Linked DNA regions of Mus musculus: region 1 is linked to region 2. Evidence: chromatin loops called from intact Hi-C (ENCODE). Cell type or tissue: heart. All regions are shown on one strand.

What was found. A loop is a pair of places that touch in the nucleus more often than their neighbours do. Peaks named below come from ENCODE experiments on the same cell type or tissue, not always from the same donor. Only the 100,000 strongest peaks of a DNase experiment are listed, where the experiment ranks them.
Region 1: a loop joins it to region 2, with 2.4 times the contacts of the local background. A loop is called at or near these places in 2 of 42 quality-filtered maps.

What each region holds. Positions count from the first base shown.
Region 1 is chr17:42,881,570-42,884,069 of GRCm38, forward strand. No RefSeq gene overlaps it. Among named protein-coding and RNA genes, the nearest start is that of Cd2ap, 6.4 kb to the left of the region's middle. In heart, a CTCF peak has its summit at 1,502; no DNase peak of the experiment used is centred here; H3K27ac peaks cover 1,232 bases.
Region 2 is chr17:42,831,416-42,833,915 of GRCm38, forward strand. The region is part of intron 5 of Cd2ap (CD2-associated protein); the gene reads right to left. Among named protein-coding and RNA genes, the nearest start is that of Cd2ap, 44 kb to the right of the region's middle. In heart, no CTCF peak of the experiment used is centred here; no DNase peak of the experiment used is centred here.

The sequences.
Region 1 (2,500 bases), 50 kb after region 2:
CTGGGACTTGAACTCAGGACCTTTGGAAGAGCAGTCAGTGCTCTTAACTGCTGAGCCATCTCTCCAGCCCCTCAGTTTGTTCCTTCACTATCACTTAGCTAGCAACTACAATAAGCACTGATGGACAAGTGTCTTTGGGACGTGTTGACTTGGCGGCCTGTGAGTCCATGCCCTGAGTAGCACAGCTCAGCCCTGTGGTACATATTGGTTTTTAAAACTTTGCAGATCCTCCATGCTGATTTCCATAGCCGCTACCCTATTTCATTCCCACCAACATTGTGTGGGGTTTTCCCCTTGTTTTTACTTGTTTTGTTTTTGGGGGGTGTTTGTTTGTCTGTTCTTTCTCCTGTAGCAGAGTCTCACTGCATTGCCCTAGCTGGCCTGGAACACACTATATACGGCAGGCATACCTGAAATTCAGAGATCCACCCACTTCTGCCTCCCTCCTGAGTGTTAAGAGTAAATTGTGCACCCCCAGGCTGAGAGAGGGTTCCCTTCTTTCTTGCCAATTGGTTTGTTTTGGAGACAGGTTCTCCATCATCCCAGGCTGACCCCCTTCTTTCTCTCTCTGTAGCTAAAGATGGCATTGGACTTCTGACCCTCCTACCTGTCTCCTGAACCCTAAGGTTACAGACGTGGGTGCTTTATTGACTGCCATTCTGACTGGGTTGAGGTGGAATCTCAAGGGGATTTTTATTTCATTCTCTGATGACTGGTGAGATTAAATTTTTTTCCATACACTTATTAGCCACTGTACTTTAATCTATTGAGAACTGCCCTTCCATTTCATTAGCCCAGGAATTAATTTGAGTTGTTTGCAATAAACATTATTGTGTTGTAGCATCCAAAAGTCAGATAACCACTGTACACATCACAAATCACTCGACTACAGGGAAGCTATATTTTTTTAAGATTTATTTTATATATATATATATATATATATATATATATATATATATATATATATACTGTAGCTTTCTTTAGATAAACATACCAGTAGAGTGTGTCAGATCTTATTACGGATGGTTGTAAACCACCATGTGGTTGCTGGGATTTGAACTCAGGACCTTCAGAAGAGCAGTCAGTGCTCTTACCCACAGAGCCATCTCTCCAGCCCCAGGGAAGCTTTTTAAAAAGACAATTATATTACTAGTTTGTGATTCTATTACTTGGGAACTTTTCTAAATGACACAGAGAGCCATGCCTCAATCGCAGCACTTGGGACACGATTAAAGGGGAGATTCTCCCTCGTCAGCTACACAGTTGAGTTCAAGACCATCCTAAGCTACAAGACGAACCCATGTCTAAAACGCCAGAAAAGGAAGACTAAGGGATGAAGCTCAGGAGCATGCTGGCCTGGCATACATAAAGCTGAGCTCATGAGACTCTGTCTCAAAAAAATAACAACTACATGATAGGGCTTCTTCTTAAAATAGTAACCCAAGGGACTCTAAGCACAAGATCCCTTACATACTCATTATGTCCTGGCCACCATCTGGCCTAATATGGTACTGAAAGGCACTCATTAAATTATTATATGGATGTGACTCTGCCCAGATAGCTATCATCTGTTTCTAAAACAAGAAGTGAAAACTTTATTTTAGATCCCCACTTAATTTCCCCAACTGTGCAGAACACAGAACAGAGGTTTTTTTGGTTTTGTTTTGTTTTTTTGTTTTTTTTCTCATCTGACAATCCCTCTACCCCTCCCTCTCCGTGTGTGTGTGTGTGTGTGTGTGTGTGTGTGTGTGTTGCTGGGCACTGAATGACATTATTTTAAATGCCGCCGAAGCAGAACAGAGCTCCTAAAGCGAGTCGTTGCTCTGCTCATCTCTGAGAACACACATTCCATTCTGCTGGTTTCCGGCCACGGCTCACCCACTCCCACATCTGCACCGCATTCTATATGTGGCTGCCAAGCAAGACTCTCCAGCCTCCAGCCTCCAGCCTCCAGCCAGCCCGCGCCTCCTCAGCCTGCTCTGCCTTCTCTTAGATCTGGTTATCTATGCAAAGCAGGACTGCCCTACCTGAAACACTCTGACTTTCAGGGACACTCCAGCCTCCTTACCTATAGCTATACTTTCACCTTGTAACCTGGGAAACTGAGTCATAAATGTCCCACCCCCTACACCCTAGTCTGCTTTCTTACTGGACTGCTTCTCCTTGGACACAGACTACGCCTTCAGTTCTACTTTGCTTTCTGTGTTACAACAAAACACTGACCAAAAACAATCTGGGGAGAAAGGGGTCTTATGCGGCTTACAGGTACCAATCCGATCCGTCATCAAGGGAAGAGTAGGTAGGAGCTCAGAACTAGAACCTGGAGGCAGGCACTGAAGCAGAATGCCTCTGGCTCATTCTCTAGGTTAGCTCAGCCTGCTTCCTGATACAGCCCTGGGGTGGCGCCACTCCCAGTGGGCTGGGCGCACGTTTATCAATCACTAACCAAGAAAACACTTGGGCGCGGTGGCACACACCTTTGATTCCAGCACTTGACAGG
Region 2 (2,500 bases):
TACTCTCCACCCTACAACCAAAACAATCCAGCTGTTAAAACAGCTGGTCACTTTATGCTCCCCTCTAAGCCTTCTCTGTGATTTAGTGCCTTAGCCTGAGTTTCTTCATCCTAAACATTTACCACATTCAACTATTTAATGGCAATCACTCTGACCTGAATGTCTTTCAGGATCTTGAAAAGCCTATGTCTTTCCTTCACTCTTAAGTATGCTGAGGCACTGCCTATTTATTGAAGGCCTCAATAACATAAATGACTTCTTCAAAAAGCTTCCCCTTCTTACACACATCTATAGTACCATGTTGTTTCTTGTCACAAATATTTGTAATGTGTCAATCTATATTAACGTTGACCTATTTAATAAATAGCCTTTCATTCTGAATGCAACTAAAGCTTCACAGTTGGAGGGGGAAGTTGCTTTCTTATTAATCACTGAATCCCCAGAGTCTGGCACAGTACAAGCACTCAATATACTAAAAAGAAACAAACTATGGGTGTTAAATTAAGTAAACAGCAGTATTAATATGCAGGATTTCCTTTCAATCTTTGACTGTTAGATCTCATATTTAATGTGCCTCTACTGACACGTAAATGGACTCTCAGATCATTGCTCAGACATCTCAATCATTGGTGAGGAAAACTAGAATCCAACAGGGAAATGACAGGGCAACAAAACTAAGAAATGCCTATTACCTTATTTCCTGTTCATGCCTTCTACACATTAAGTAGTGTAAAAGAAAGGAGCAGAAGCCCAGCTATAATTTATATTTTAGTATAAAGTGGATAATCAGGAGTTCCAATTTCCTCACCCTTTTTTTTAATTACTAATTTTTTAAAGATTTATTTATTATTATATCTAAATACACTGTAGCTGTCTTCAGATGCACCAGAAAAGGGCATCAGATCTCATTACGGATGATTGTGAGCCACCATGTGGTTGCTGGGATATGAACTCAGGATCTTTGGAAGAGCAGTTGGTGCTCTTAACCACTGAGTCATCTCTCCAGCCCCAATTTCCTCACCCTTAAAGAGTACACCAATACCCTCAAAAGTTAAGTTTCACTTTCTAAACTGTTTGAAAAGTTCTCTATATACCAAAAAAGAGTACTATTCTTTCACTCATTGGGCATCAACATGTCACACTATTCCACAAAATAGGTATTTGGCAATTAACAAAAATTTATATATTCTAATAAGTAGTTGGCTACACATGCCCATGTGTGCCCATGCTGCACACACACACACTCACTCACATTAATGAAGAGCAAAGTCTGCTTCAAGAAGAAATCAAATAAAAGACAAATGAAATTAAAGGGTTGGAAGTGTCTGGTGTTTTATACAGAACAGTCAGGAAAGGCATCAATACTGATGTGATTAATAAAAGAATGTTAAATAAGACAAGAAACTATCAGAATATTCCAAAGAGCCTTCCAAGCAAAGGCCCAGTGTGGTCACTACCCAAGTGTTCTGCATTCAGACTGAACCAAGTAGAAATGTGATTAGGTACATTTTGGCTTCTTCTTTACTCACTTTTTCTTGTTTCTACTTTTAAACACAGACACCTATTTACATTGCTTTAGGTACTATGGTGGTCTGAATAGGAATGGCACCCATAGACTACAGTTTGAATACTTGGCCATTATTTTCCATTATAAGAGCTTCTGTGTTCATGGTTCTGTGTCTCTTCAAAGCAATAGAAACCTTAAGACAAGCATTATAAATAAAACTGGAAATTACTTAATATACAATCAGATGTGTCTAAATTATATGCAAATTCTATGACATTTTAGAAAGAAACTGTAGTCCTCTGATATTCATACCTGTATCGAACCTTAAAAGCTAGTCCCCAAAATACTAGAAAAACAATGCACTGAATCCACTCAAGAAAGACCAAAGCAAACACTCTTCAAAAGTCCCAGTGTCCAGACAAGAAGATAGAAAATAAAGGAACGAGTCTAAAGACAAGAAATATTGTGTGTGGTTCTGAGACCAGAAGGAAAAGGGTCATTACAAAAGTACAATAAACCAATTAAAGAAGTCTAGGAATAAACTATGTGTGAAACAATATCAATATAAAGTATCCTAATTTGATGGTGATAATAATGTAAATATGAGACTATCCTTGTTCTCAAAAAATTAGTAAGATTTTAAAAACAGATATAGAGAGAACATGAGCAACAGTTAGCACAAGGTTAACTGTTAACAGTGCATATATCTGTGTAAAGAACTCATGAGAACTCTTTCTTTTTTTTATGTTTACCCAAGTTTAAAGAAAAAAAAAAAACAACATTTCTAGTACATGTCTGTAATCTCAGCACCTGGGAGGCTGAGGCAGGAGAATTACCATGAATTTGAGGTCAACCTGGACTGTAGTAAGACCCTGGTTCAGAAAAAAACAAGCAAACGAACAAAATTCTTCAAAAGATGGATTTGGCTACAGAGAAAACAAAATCTGGTATAAGAATGCAGAAAATAAAAGTAAGATGCTCCTGTAGATTTTC